5 separate regions of the Homo sapiens genome follow, and all the other regions are linked to region 3. Evidence: chromatin contacts called from ENCODE Hi-C or POLR2A ChIA-PET data. All regions are on one chromosome and are shown on one strand. The core of a region is the stretch at or near the end of the contact, and the rest is flanking DNA. Distances in the headings are between cores, read along the strand shown.

What was found. A loop is a pair of places that touch in the nucleus more often than their neighbours do. ChIA-PET counts read pairs that join two places held with the same protein, here RNA polymerase II (POLR2A). Pooled maps may share reads with other maps.
Region 1: a map of naive thymus-derived CD4-positive, alpha-beta T cell shows a loop between it and region 3 (28-fold over the local background). The contact joins the promoter of ARID1B here to the promoter of TMEM242 in region 3. A Hi-C loop is called at or near these places in 1 of 168 maps with a recorded cell type or tissue (naive thymus-derived CD4-positive, alpha-beta T cell) and 8 of 50 pooled maps. POLR2A ChIA-PET finds 5 or more read pairs at or near these places in 1 of 52 experiments (activated CD4-positive, alpha-beta T cell).
Region 2: a map of CD4-positive, alpha-beta T cell shows a loop between it and region 3 (17-fold over the local background). The contact joins the enhancer-like site here to the promoter of TMEM242 in region 3. A Hi-C loop is called at or near these places in 3 of 168 maps with a recorded cell type or tissue (CD4-positive, alpha-beta T cell, CD4-positive, alpha-beta memory T cell and naive thymus-derived CD4-positive, alpha-beta T cell) and 10 of 50 pooled maps. POLR2A ChIA-PET finds 5 or more read pairs at or near these places in 1 of 52 experiments (CD8-positive, alpha-beta memory T cell).
Region 4: a map of CD14-positive monocyte shows a loop between it and region 3 (7-fold over the local background). The contact joins the promoter of GTF2H5 here to the promoter of TMEM242 in region 3. A Hi-C loop is called at or near these places in 3 of 168 maps with a recorded cell type or tissue (CD14-positive monocyte, CD8-positive, alpha-beta T cell and naive thymus-derived CD4-positive, alpha-beta T cell) and 8 of 50 pooled maps.
Region 5: a loop to region 3 is called in a pooled map, with 2.2 times the contacts of the local background. The contact joins the enhancer-like site here to the promoter of TMEM242 in region 3. A Hi-C loop is called at or near these places in 2 of 50 pooled maps. POLR2A ChIA-PET finds 5 or more read pairs at or near these places in 5 of 52 experiments (HepG2, MCF 10A, Panc1 and 2 more).

What each region holds. Positions count from the first base shown.
Region 1 is chr6:156,775,997-156,778,738 of GRCh38, forward strand. It overlaps ARID1B (AT-rich interaction domain 1B), which reads left to right and starts at 1,382. Exons shown (of 20, transcript NM_001374828.1): 1 at 1,382-2,742. The coding sequence starts at 1,685. LOC115308161 (a long non-coding RNA gene) reads right to left here and starts at 2,522. Exons shown (of 2, transcript NR_163974.1): 1 at 2,250-2,522; 2 at 364-1,435. RefSeq lists silencers at 1,106-1,455, 1,476-1,715, 1,866-2,015, 2,086-2,155, 2,406-2,635 and an enhancer at 2,599-2,742.
Region 2 is chr6:156,687,538-156,690,237 of GRCh38, forward strand. No RefSeq gene overlaps it. Among named protein-coding and RNA genes, the nearest start is that of ARID1B, 88 kb to the right of the region's middle. RefSeq lists an enhancer at 1-325. Within about 2 kb of position 1,279, at least 8 of the 41 ENCODE cell types and tissues checked have a DNase peak (open chromatin) inside an H3K27ac peak, as active enhancers do.
Region 3 is chr6:157,322,075-157,324,774 of GRCh38, forward strand. It overlaps TMEM242 (transmembrane protein 242), which reads right to left and starts at 1,445. Exons shown (of 4, transcript NM_018452.6): 1 at 1,338-1,445; 2 at 631-731. The coding sequence starts at 1,425. It overlaps TMEM242-DT (TMEM242 divergent transcript), which reads left to right and starts at 1,560. Exons shown (of 1, transcript NR_187268.1): 1 at 1,560-2,403. RefSeq lists enhancers at 1,208-1,547, 1,728-2,157.
Region 4 is chr6:158,166,908-158,169,607 of GRCh38, forward strand. It overlaps GTF2H5 (general transcription factor IIH subunit 5), which reads left to right and starts at 1,443. Exons shown (of 3, transcript NM_207118.3): 1 at 1,443-1,488. SERAC1 (serine active site containing 1) reads right to left here and starts at 1,355. Exons shown (of 17, transcript NM_032861.4): 1 at 1,233-1,355. RefSeq lists silencers at 1,153-1,222, 1,263-1,442.
Region 5 is chr6:157,845,113-157,847,812 of GRCh38, forward strand. The region is part of intron 1 of SNX9 (sorting nexin 9); the gene reads left to right. Among named protein-coding and RNA genes, the nearest start is that of SNX9, 23 kb to the left of the region's middle. RefSeq lists an enhancer at 1,144-1,233. Within about 2 kb of position 1,284, at least 2 of the 41 ENCODE cell types and tissues checked have a DNase peak (open chromatin) inside an H3K27ac peak, as active enhancers do.

The DNA.
Region 1 (2,742 bases), core at 132-2,631, 550 kb before region 3:
TATTTAGTCATGTAACATATTTACACTTGGTCAAACAAATAACCACTGCTGCAGTGGAAATGAACTAAAATAGTTTTTATGGAAAGCTGAAGAATGAAATAATTTTGGAAAACTATACTCTACCAAAACCGTAAGTATTGTTTCTGCCAGGTTTTAAATGCTTTCTCTCAATGAAAACTGAGTCCACACTAGTACAAGTGGGTCATTGCCTAAGGTTAAGAAGTCTTGCTTTTTAAAATGTTACTAGGGGACAATGCACATATTGAAAACATTAATAACAATGCAAATATTAAAAACATTATAAAATGTTAATAGACACCAATTTTTAAGAGAACAAAGTATGGAACATTTCTACATTAGGACTAGAGTTGACTGTTTTATATTATTATTGAAGTTATATTTATTAAATATAATGTCTATAATATTTTAGTTTCGTTCCACATCTCTTTGAAATGAATGTATATCGAGAGGGTTAACTGTGCACACGAAGCTCTGAAACATGATGAAAGGTGTCATATAGATTTATGAAGATACGAGCTAACCCATAGCTGTCGCTGTTCTGGCACCAAGAGTTAAATGTTCATGTGAAAGTTGGCGCAGAAAACACCACTGTACATACTCCACAGAGGACATCCAAGTGCATGTAAGAAAAATGCTCCTTTGGGAATACGTGGACATATTCCTTTGGAAATACACTGACAAACCTACATACGTGTTTAAGGTGCCTTCAAAAAGAGTTATGTAAACATTCTCTTTGGGGCGGGTGCAGTCAGTCATAAGCATTTATTGAGTACCTACTGGGTACAGGCCATAGGGCTCTCTGACCGGGGCTAACCTTCATTTCAAATCTTTCCTAATTTTGCAGTTGGAAGAAGTTGTGGGAATTACGCCGATGGCCCGAAATCAAGGCAGAGGCGAACGTTCTGAAAATTACATAACTCCTGGGAGAGACCGTGCTTTTGCAGATTGCCTAAATATTTTCTTTCTCCGTCGGCTCCTTGTAACCTCTGAGGCCAATAGACAACTTTGTTTCCCAGCCCTTCTCCCTCTTTTGTCTGCTCGTCAGACTCGTTTTCCACCTTTGTATCGTTCCTTTTAGACGTGAAAACAAACATGCGAACGCCCGGTTGGCAAGGAGACAGCGGCCCGGGGGGAAAGTGCAGGTTCCGGCCGCCCCACGCCGCCGCGCTCCGAGCGGCCGCCGAGCCGCCCCGGCCCCGGCCCCGGCCCCAGCCTTAGCCCAAGCCCGGCTGGGTCCCGCGAGGCTGCGCCGGGGCGGGCGGCGGCGGCCCGGGGACGAGTCCAGTCCGCGTTTTGCGAGTGCGCGGGAGTAATGCGAGCGAAGTGGATAATAGTTGCTCGAGCTCGCCCGCTGCCTCTCAAGCCATGCTGGGCCCGATAGGCTCAGCTAGTCGTGTATTTACCCATATCCGGGCTAGAGAGGAAAAGAGAAAAGTTTCATTTAAACCTGAACTAAAAACTTTCACCATGAAAGCACACAGCAGGAGCAGGCCCAGAGCGTAAGGCGTGCCCGGCCCGGCGCTCCGGCGGGGCCTGCGGAGGGGGAGGGGGTCGCGGCTTCCCGGCGGGCCGCGTGGATGCGCACAGGAGGGGCCGCGGCCTGAAAAGTGGGGGTTATTGTCTCCCCCCGCCCCCCGCCCGGCCTCGCCACGCCGCGGCGATCATGGCCGCGCGGGCAGCAGCGGCGGCGGCGGCGGCGGCGGCGCGGGCGCGGGCGCGGGCAGGCAGCGGCGAACGGCGGGCGCCCCCCGGGCCGCGGCCGGCGCCCGGAGCCCGGGACCTGGAGGCGGGGGCGCGCGGCGCGGCGGCGGCGGCGGCGGCACCGGGACCCATGCTGGGGGGCGGCGGCGACGGCGGCGGCGGCCTGAACAGTGTGCACCACCACCCCCTGCTCCCCCGTCACGAACTCAACATGGCCCATAACGCGGGCGCCGCGGCCGCCGCCGGCACCCACAGCGCCAAGAGCGGCGGCTCCGAGGCGGCTCTCAAGGAGGGTGGAAGCGCCGCCGCGCTGTCCTCCTCCTCCTCCTCCTCCGCGGCGGCAGCGGCGGCATCCTCTTCCTCCTCGTCGGGCCCGGGCTCGGCCATGGAGACGGGGCTGCTCCCCAACCACAAACTGAAAACCGTTGGCGAAGCCCCCGCCGCGCCGCCCCACCAGCAGCACCACCACCACCACCATGCCCACCACCACCACCACCATGCCCACCACCTCCACCACCACCACGCACTACAGCAGCAGCTAAACCAGTTCCAGCAGCAGCAGCAGCAGCAGCAACAGCAGCAGCAGCAGCAGCAGCAACAGCAACATCCCATTTCCAACAACAACAGCTTGGGCGGCGCGGGCGGCGGCGCGCCTCAGCCCGGCCCCGACATGGAGCAGCCGCAACATGGAGGCGCCAAGGACAGTGCTGCGGGCGGCCAGGCCGACCCCCCGGGCCCGCCGCTGCTGAGCAAGCCGGGCGACGAGGACGACGCGCCGCCCAAGATGGGGGAGCCGGCGGGCGGCCGCTACGAGCACCCGGGCTTGGGCGCCCTGGGCACGCAGCAGCCGCCGGTCGCCGTGCCCGGGGGCGGCGGCGGCCCGGCGGCCGTCCCGGAGTTTAATAATTACTATGGCAGCGCTGCCCCTGCGAGCGGCGGCCCCGGCGGCCGCGCTGGGCCTTGCTTTGATCAACATGGCGGACAACAAAGCCCCGGGATGGGGATGATGCACTCCGCCTC
Region 2 (2,700 bases), core at 29-2,528, 630 kb before region 3:
GGCGCGGAGCGGGCGGCGCCGCGGAGTTTGGGCGGCAGCGCGGCCCGGCGAGGAGCTGGAGAAGCCGGCGGCAGGGGGACGCGCACGCCGAAGAAAAGCCCCTCTCCCGCGTCCCTCACTCGCTCCTGGAGGCCGAAGAGCGGGGCTCGCGATGCCGGTGCAAGATTCCCAATCAGGCCTGGGAGGAAATGGATGCAATTAGGGCACACCCCCGTCCCGCAGTTGCCAGGAGCCTGAAGATCTATGACCGACTTAAGCCATTTCTGGAAAAGTCATATTTTCCAGGCTTTCGTGAAATACTCATTGCTCCTATTCTAAATCTGGAGGCGAATGTGCATCTATTTCAGGGGGAATGAAAGATGTGAAAAGTAGACTGGGCTCCGGGAAATGTGGGTAATGGGACTGGACCTGCGCCTGGGGTCCGCCCACCCGTCATCTCCCGGGAGCCCCCCGACGTGTGCCATTAAGCATAAGGCGCGTTAAGCGCTGCCACAAAGTCCCGAAAAGGCGAATTAAAAAGGATCACTTCTCCCTCAGGATCTTGATTTTTACTAAGGGAAAACGTGCGTTAAAGAAAAGCCAGCGAGCGCTGGCGTGGCCCTGTCATTATCTTGGCGTCTCTGCTGACCTCCATTTCAGCCTGGACTACACTGGGTTCCAGTTCTGTTTTCCTATTTCCCCGGACTCCTAGAGGGTGGATACCAAGGCTGATTGTTGTCTGTTCTGCCCCAGCCCTCCAGGGTACACCATAGGTGCTCAGTAGATGACTCCTGAGTATATATTGGAGGTGATAGTAAAATGCTACCAAGCACAGAGGAAAGAACAGTTAAAGGGTCAGACGGTGCTTTGTGAAAGGCCAGGCATTTGAGCTGGATTCTGAAGACCAACTCTAGATGACAGTAAAGGCCACTCCAGGTTGAGGGAACAACATGAGCAAAGCAGGGAACCTACAATGAGTAGGAAAGTGATGAATCTGCATAGGGGGTTACTCAGGGGGCATAGAAAAGGAAGCCAGGAAGCCACTGAATACCTTGCCACACAGGTAACAGCCAGGAAAAGCACAAAACATGCTGTTCAGTGGTTCTGGAATATGGGCATGCAAATATATAATAAAATAAGCAATGTGGATATACAAAAACAAAAGTAAAAAGAAAAACAGGACAGTTTATTGGGGAATTTCAGAAAAAGTACATGAAACAAAAAAGAAATGTCAAGGAAAATCCCTGGCCTGAAACTCCCAGAACAAAACATTTAATACCATTTGTGGGGGCTCTTTATGAAAGAGGGAGAAAGAAAAGAGGTAACAAAGAGGAACTAGTGTTTTGATTAAAGATCTTTGACCATAACAATGCGAAAGCATAAGGTCTCTTATCATAAGAGACCTGTGTCTTATCCTGTATCATAAGACACAGGAGATTTTAGACATCACTGTTAAGAAAGAGCTGGAACTCAGAATTAACAAGAGAAGAGGGAGAGATTAAACAGAAGATAAATGTGGATCATCAAGGAATTTTAAATTGTAGCACAGTCACTCAATAGAGTATTATGCAGTCATTAAAACTGCAGTGTATTTATTGGAAGGATGTTCACAACCTATTGTTATGTGAAGAAACAAGTTACAGATGAGCAGATCTGGAGGGACATACTTAAAATGTTAGCAGCGGCTCTCTCTTGATGTTTTGATTGTTAGTGATTTTTCGCTTTCTCCTTCATGCCTGTATTACCTGAATTTTTACAATGAGCAATTAATAAAACAATAAATGAACACAAGATTAAGCAAAGTTTTAATCTTGTGAAAATGTATGTGAGTTTTCTGTTGTGAAACTGAAATGATGTCTGTGGCATTGGAAATCCTCAAGGCAAAGAAGGAAAGAAGAGAGCCTCCCGAGTCATACTAATCAGAGGCCTGCACACGTGCTATTTGGTACTCTCTGTACCATCTGGCTCAAGCTACTTCAAGACCTGTCTGGGCCTCAGCAACCTGATCTCGAAATGAAGGGAATATTAGCATCTACCTAACAAGTGGCTATGAAGACCAGAAATGATATCTGTAAAACGCTTAGTGCTCAGACCCCACGAGGCGCCCAGGGCTCCGTGAGTGGAAGCTCTCATAGGAGCAAAGAGCATAGGCTTTAGAAAATGCCTTTCTTCTGGGATCCTTCCTTTACCACTGTGGTGGTCATTAGAGCTGTCTGCAAAAATTCCTCCTCTCCCTTTGAGATAATAAGAGTGTACTTCCTTGGCCCTCTGAAGTTACAGGTACCATGTGACAGCCTCTGGCCAACAAAATAAACAGAAGTAACATGTGCCAGCATTGAGCACTTTGCGGTCTTCTCCTTTTCCACTTGCATGACAACCAGCAGTGTCCTGGTAGTGTCTGCCGAGGTCCTAGATTGAGGAAGAAGCCTCCAGAGACCTTGGTAGACATTTAGCAGGAGGGAGGAATAAATCTTTGATATTGTAAGCCACTAAGATTTGGGAGCTCTTTGTTATCAAAGCTCAGTTTAAGTCACCCTGACTGACACAGCTACTTACTAGTTTCGTGACCTTGAGAAAGTGACCTACCTGCTCCAGTTTGCCATCTATTCCCCTGAAAATCTAGGTGTTAGCATTCCTACTCCATAGGGTTGGAGGGCAAAATGAGCTCCATATCCAAAGTGCTTGGCACATCCTGGCACCTGTTAAGTATACATGGAATGA
Region 3 (2,700 bases), core at 195-2,694:
ACACTTTTCCTCCATAGCACACATCAAATTGTAATTACACAGTTATTTGTGTGAATATTTATTTATTTATTTTTGAGACAGAGTCTCGCTCTGTCACCCAGGTTGAAGTGCAGTGGTGTTATCTGGGCTCACTACAACCTCAGCCTCCTGGGTTCAAGTGATTCTCCTGCCTCAGCCTCCCGAGTAGCTAGGACTACAGGAGTGCCACACCACACCTGGCTCATTTTTGTATTTTTAGTAGAGATGGGTTTTCGCCATGTTGGCCAGGCTGGTCTCAAACTCCTGACCTCAGGTGATCTGCCCCTCTCGGCTTCCCAAAGTGCTGGGATTACAGGCATGAACCACGATGCCTGGCCCAAATTTAGATTCAAAGTCATGTTGTGAATAGGAAATGTACCAGATAAGCTTTCAAAGTCTTGTTCCGCTAAAATTTAAGAAAGCACATAAGTACATCCTTCTAAATGAAAATAAAGACTTGGTTAATTTGTACATTTCTAGAATCCATGAGCGTATATAAATTCACATCTTAAAGCAATGTGAAAGACCATCAATATTTTATTTTTTCTACGCAAAAGCTGCCATATATTGTAAACAATAACAATGCTATGAATGGATTTCAGTGTCACCAACCTTATTGAACCATTCAGGGCTTTTCTTTTTAGCCAATGATAATGTTGTAATAAATCCAGCTAGCATTCCCGCTGCAGCAACGGTACCAAGGAAAATTCCACCTGCCAAGAGTTTCGGGGAGGAGGGGGGATATTAAAAAAAATTAAATAAAAAGAGGTTAAAAAGATGTACAAAAGTAAGTTTAAGATACTATTCGAGTTACAATCAAAATCACTTTTGAAATTCAAGAAACCATGGCTAAGCAGCTCTTGCTAACAGTAAATGACAGCGGCTGAGAAACACGCGTGACCGCACGACCTCTGGTTCCTTGGGTCATTCCGAATTATTATTCCCGAGCGCAGAGAAAAGGTTCAGCTTCCCTTCCCCTCTCCCCTGGGACCACAGCGTGAAGTTTCTCACGGGGAGGAGAAGAGACGATGGCAATCAGAAAAGGCAAGGCTCTAGAACAATTGCAGAGGTGACGGGGAAATATGGCACGCCCGGGAGAATAGCTCGCGGGATCTGCCCCCCGCCCCGCCCAAGGGGAGACTCCACCCAGTAAGCGACCTACCCTCCCTGGGCCGCCAGACTCCGCGGGCTAAACTCAGGGGCAAGCACAAGCTAAGGGCTCTCAGAGCGGGATGTGTGTGGGAATGCCCGCTCCAGAGCAAGCCAGGGTCCGGGGTTAACTCACCCCGACGCCCGCACCTCACCACAGCACATCTTACCTTTAACCAGGAAAAGCCGGTCATTCGTGGACCCCGGAGCCTCCAGCCCAGAGGCCGGCTGCCCAGTTGCAGCGCCCGCTGTCTCCATGTTTAGGTCGCCTCTAGTGCGTCCGTCCCCAACTGGGCCCGGGTGGAAGCGAGAACCAGGCGGAGGAGAAAGGTTCCGCTACCGCCTCCTCCTGTGCAATCTGAAGAAGGGTCCGGAGTGCGGCCGCTGTCCCCAAACCCTCCTCCCGCGCCGGGGCCGGGAAGACGTGCTGTGCCCAGCCCCAGGGGCGATGCCCTCCAAGGCCGTCTCTTAGGGAGGATCTTTTGATTTCTCCAAGGAGATCATTGCTGGACTTAAGTGATTACTTTGGCTGTTTGAAAGAACGCTCAGCCCCGACTGTAGGAGGCAGTGAGGGTCGCAGATTGCGCCAAGATTCCAGGCCCCGCCTGTGAGACCCTGGAGCTCATTTTCCTGATCAAGCTTACATTGTGTCCAACGATTTGGCCAGCGCTAACACTCCACGATTCTAAAACGCAAGCCTAGGTCTTCTGTCTGTACTTTTCTAGGTAACTTCCCAACAGTGTTGAGGAATAAGTGACAGGCTTTCTCCCTGGAGGAGAGCCAGCCACCCGGTTCTGCGGTGACGGGTACCTCCGCCGCGGTGTGAGTGCTCGGCCTCCGTCGGGAAGTGGAACACTCACAGGATGACCGAATGAAAGTACCACCCCCGAAAGGAGAGCGACGCCCGCTGGAAGCGCTTGCAGAGCTGCCGGCAACGTTGACCGCTAGCAAGCTTGGTCTTCCGCTGGGAGGCTGGTTTGCCCATTCTGTAAATGGCCGTGGAGAGGAGGAGGCTAGTGGTGATAGAAAATCTTTTCAGCCTCTCAGAGAACAATGACATCTTGTAAAATAAGGCGGTCTCTCTGCTATTTGTCCTGCCCCCCATCACCGGAGGGCATGAGTTTCCTGAGGATGGAGATGGGACTCTATGTTCAGTTTATATCCCCCAGCTTTCAGATATTAACTGGTTACCAACATCAAATGCATGTTGGATGAATGAGTAAATGAATGCATCCATTTTTGCGTCAGTGAAGTGCAGTTAATAGCTCAAACCTGGGCTCGGGTCCTAAACCGCTTCTCAGGTGTGTGAACTTGGGGTAACTTAGCCCCTCTATAGCTCAGTTTCCTCACCTGTAAAATTTAAAAACTGGTAGTAGGCCAGGCGCGGTGGTTCACGCCTGTAATCCCAGCACTTTGGGAGGCTGAGGCAGGTGGAGATCAGAAGTTCGAGATCAGCCTGGCCAACATGGTGAAACCCCGTTTCTACTAAAAATACAAAAATTAGCGGAGTCTAATGATGCGGGACTGTAATCC
Region 4 (2,700 bases), core at 193-2,692, 840 kb after region 3:
CTGATTTCAGAGTCTCTCTGCCCCCACCAAAATTAGTTACCTGTTCACCATTGTATCCCAAGCGTCTAGAATAATAGCTGACACACATCAAGTGCACAAAAATGGAACTGATGAGATCAAGGAAGAGAATGTATGCAAGATGAAAAAAAGCAAATAAAAGATACTTGGGAAGAAGAAGACTTGGAGGCAATTTTTTTATTTTAAAGAGAGTGCAACAATATGGAAATCACCAGTTGGAAAAGATTTGAGGGATAGAAAGAGGGAACTAAATGGAAGAGCTGGGTTCCTTAGCGATCACATGAACACACACGATGTTAAAAAAAAAAAAAAAAAAAAAAAGGCAGCATGAGGTCGGGCGCGGTGGCTCACACCTGTAATCGCAGCACTCTGGGAGGCCGAGGCGGGGGATCACCTGATGTCAGGAATTCCAGACCAGCCTGGCCAACATGGACAAACCCCGTGTCTACTAAAAATACGAAAATCAGCCGGGCGTGGTAGCGCACGCCTGTAATCCCAGTTACTAGGGAGAATGAGGCAGGATAATTGCTTGAACCCAGGAGACGGAGGTTGCAGTGAGCCCAGATCGCGCCACTGCACTCCAGCCTGGCAGACAGACCGAGACTCCATCTCAAAAAAAAAAAAAAAAAAGGCAGCATGAGCTTAATGCGGGAAGTACAATTTAACCTAAGGAACAGAAAACAAGAATCTCATATCTCAACTAGTAAAAATAATGACAGTGTTCCTTTAGACTTACAGAACAGACTTGGGGAAAGGGAGTAACTTTAGAACCTTCTGGGGTCTTTCACTTTAAAATGACCGTTGCCGAGTTTAGAGCTCTCTCAGCATTCAATCTATTCCATCTCTGGGGTTAGAGAGGGAGCAGGAAGCGGTGGTCTGCAAGGCTCAGAAGTGACTGGTGAGGCCCTTTCCTCCTCCTCCTCATCTCTCCGTGACTACCGAGCCCGGGAAGACGGACCGGCAGGTGCACTCCCCAAGGCCTCGACAGCAGCCAGAGAAAGGCAGCGACAGGGAAAGACGAGTCAGGCTCGCGACCACCAGAGAGAGAGGCCCTCACGCCCAGCCGAGCGTCAGCTGGTCGGTCCGGTCCGCGCGCCAGACGGCGGTGCTCGGCCGTGCCCGGTCCCTGCCCTCCCCATTCTCCGCTCCCCACCGCGCCCAGCTGCGCCGACGCCCCCGTCCGCCCCCACACCACCCCTGCCTTCACGTCCTACCTGCCGGCAGGCGGACTCAGCCCGTGCCCAACTGCTCGTCGGACCCCGTTGTCTGGGGAGCCCTACTCTTTCCGCGGCTCCCGGCCGGGACCCTCCACCCGGCGGCTGGCGGCTCGTGACCCCGCCCCCTCGGCCCGCTCTGGGCCCGCCTCCCGCCGGCTGGCTCCACCCACAATAGCGTCCCTAGCGCGATGGCGTATCGGCGCAGGCGCACTCTGCCGGCAACGCCGAGGCGCTTCTGCATCTGTGGGCCGAGGTGTGTGGCGAGCGTCCGAGCGGCTGGGGAAAGTGGGGTGTGGGAACACTGAGGGGTCCCAAAGAAAGGGGAGAGGAAGAGAAAAGCCCCAGAAGCCTGTCCACCGGGTGCTGGGGGCACAGGGCGGTGTCCCCCACTCTCTCCGGGCCCTTCCTGGCGGGGCCGCACGGCAGTCCCCCCCTCGTTTAATCGTGGGTTTCCTGTGGGGCTAGGGCTCGCCCTGCGCCCAGGTGTAAGTGGAAGTTAATTAAATGGGCGTACGCTGAGTGGTTTGTTTCCAGCCTAGGTCCGCACGGGACGTGATTTATTTAGTGAAGGGGCACAAGATCTGGAGATCTGGCTTGTACTTTTTTCCTTTGGCCAGGAACTACGGCTTAATCTCTTCCTTTGGTCTCCTCATATGTAAAATGAGGTGGCTGAGGCCGGGCGCGGTGGCTCACGCCTGCAATCCCAGCACATTGGGAGGCCGAGGCGGGCAAATCACTTGAGGCCAGGAGTTCGAGACCAGCCTGGCCAACATGGTGAAACCCCGTCTCCACTAAAAATACAATAAATTGGCCTGGCGCGGTGGCTCACACCTGTTGTCCCAGCACTTTGGGAGGCCGAGGTAGGTGGATCATTTGAGATCAGGAGTTCGAGACCAGCCTGGCCAACATGGTGAAACCCTGCCTCTACTAAAAATACAAAATTTGGCCTGGCGTGGTGGCGGGCGCCTGTAGTCCCCGCTGCTTGGGAGGCTGAGGCAGGAGAATCGCTTGAGCCCGGGAGGCAGAGGTTGCAGTGAGCCGACATCACGACACTGCGCTCCAGCCTGGGCGACAGAGTGAGACTCTGTCTCGAAGTGTATATATACATATATATATATTATATATGTATTTTATATATAATATATATTTATTTTATATATAATATATAATATGTATATTATGTATATTATATATAATACGTATATTATATATAATACATATATATAATATGTATATTATATATTATATATAATATTATATTGTATATTATATATTATATATAATATATTGTATATTATATATATTATATATTATATATATTATATTGTATATTATATATAATATATTGTATATTATATAATATATTGTATATTATATATAATATACAGTATATTATATATAATATACTGTATATTATATATAATATATTGTATATTATATATAATATATTGTATATTACATATAT
Region 5 (2,700 bases), core at 34-2,533, 520 kb after region 3:
TTTTTTTTTTTTTAAGACGGAGTTCCGCTCTTGTCGCCCAGGCTGGAGTGCAATGGTATGACCTCAGCTCACTGCAACCTCCACCTCCTGGGTAGAAGCGATTCTCCTGCCTCAGCTTTCCGAATAGCTGGGCTTACAGGCACCCGCTACCATGCCCAGCTAATTTTTTTTGTATTTTAGTAGAGACGGCGTTTCACCATGTTGGCCATGCTGTTCTCAAACTCCTGACCTCAGGTGGTCTGCCTGCCTTGGCCTCCCAAAGTGCTGGGATTACAGGTGCGAGCCACCGTGCCCGGCCCCATTTGTCTTAACTGTTGTCTCACTTACACTTATTTTGACAGTAAACTTTTTAGCCATCTACTTACATTTCTTGGAAACAATTACTCTTTTTTGAACTCATGTTTCATTAGCTATGTAATAATTCAGTTGCATAGCTATAGTAACTTACTGTAATCACAACTGGTTCATGGTAAGTATATGATTCAGATGGTGGGGTCAGAATTTCCTGTGTATACTAGAGAGTATCCTGCAAAATGCAGGAGTTCAACATGCCACATATTTTATACAAAGCATAGACGGCATTGGTGAATCTGGTAAATTGATTGTGTAGCATACAGGCTGTGTGATACTCTCCCATTAGTCATAGTTTTGAGATTTATGGCTGGTTCCTGTGGTTGCTTAGGTTGGAGTATGGTTCTTGTGAACTGAATATTGGACTTTGAAAAGAATTGATAGTAGATGCTGAATTTGGTATTGTTTTGTTCTTTACTCTTATAACTTGATTGACTCCCTTAATAAATCAGTATCCTAGTGCCATATCATAATTTACAAAATGATCAGAGGTGCTTTTGTAACACTTTCAGTGTTATTGATTTGCAAGAAGGATCAGCTGGAAGGCACAAAGGATCCTGGCAAAATTCTGGTGAGAGGCGCCCGTCCTGCTGTGCAGGTGTCTCTTACGGCCCTCCTGATGAGATTGTCTTCGGCTTCTCTGCCTTCGCATCTGATGCATCCCTCACTTGGTCACCTTTTCCCCTCTGTCAGCTGCTGTTAGGCAAAATCTCTTCCTTTGTCCAAGTATGATTCATTCTTCCATTTTTATGTAATAAACTTTAAGTTAGCTCTTCAAATTTTATTTTATTTTTCCAACTTAACTCTCTTTGGCAGTCTTATTTTACCATATCCTTAAGCCTACATTTGTGCTGCATTAAAAGCCAGCTGTAGTTCTGTGGTGAGGTTTATGTTAGCTCTGTGAATCTAGAAAAGAAATTGCCCTGAAGAGGAACTGCTGATAAAAATAAATCGTAGTTAAGAATACTGGCCTCAGGCCAAGTATGGCTTAAAGCAGAGACCCATATTCCTCATGTAACCTAGTTGTATATGTATTTATGTCGATGACCTTAAGGGGAAGTATCATTTTGAGTAGCTTAAAGATCAGTATGTTTCACTTTAGTAATGTTCTTTACATACTTTGATATAAAGTATTTAAATTCTTTAAAAAGGCCCAGAGACTTGCAGATCATCTAGGCTGACCCTGTCATTTTTCATGTGTGAAAGCTGAGAGCTGGGAAATAAGTATTCAGTGTCTTTCACCTTACACAATAATTCATGGTTATGATGGTGACCTTGAGTCATAAGAAAAGGTTCTTCTTGGCGGAGTGTGGTGGCTCACACCTGTAATCCCAGCACTTTGGGAGGCCAAGGCAGGCGGATCACTTGAGGCCAGGAGTTTGAGACCAGCCTAGCCAACGTGGCGAAACCTCATCTCAACTAAAAATACAAAAATTTGCTGGGCATGGTGACGTGTGCCTGCAGTCCCAGCTACTTGGGAGGCTGAGGGATGAGAATCACTTGAACCTGGGAAGTGGAGAAGTGAGCCCAGGTAGCACTACTACACACCAGCCTGGGCAACAGAGCAAGGCTCCATCTCAAAAAAAAGATTATTCTTAATTATACTTTCAGAGTAAGCTTTTTATGAAACTAGGAGAGTCTGCAGGTTTTTGTTTTTGAGACAGGGTCTGGCTCTGTCTCCCAAGCTAGAATGCAGTAGCATGATACCAGCTCACTGCAGCTTCCACCTCTTGGGCTCAGGTGATCCTCCTACCTCAGCCTCCAAGTTAGCTGAGACCACAGGTGTGCACCACACTGCTTGGCTAATTTTTGTATTTTTGGTAGAGATGGGGTTTTGCCATGTTGCCCAGACTGGTCTTGAACTCCTGAGCTCAAGCGATCTGCCCACCTCCACCTCCCAAAATGCTAGAATCACAGTTGTGAGCCACTGCGCCCAGCCTTGTAGTACTTATTTTAAAAAGACCAAGAAAAATGATGAGGCTAAAGTTTTCCTGATGGTGTAGATCTTTGGAAAAGCTGAATAACCCAAATGCTATATATTCTATAGGAGTTTTCTTTCTGAAAAATATATATTTTTAAATTTCATCCATTTCGATTGTTGAGTTTTTGGGACTAAAGTGGCAAGCAGGAATGTGGGGAGGCCTTGCTGGGAAGGAGCCAGGCTATGTATATCTGTGCTGATGGATTAATAATTTCCACGTGGGCCCAGGAAGGAGGGAGGAAGCTTCATCATAGGTTACACGTCGTCTATTCTGGTTTTAGTAGTGCTAAAATCCTGTAACATATTTTTCAGTATATTTTACTTGTCGGTTGTGTAAATACTCCTTTTCATCTCTGAATGCTAATTTA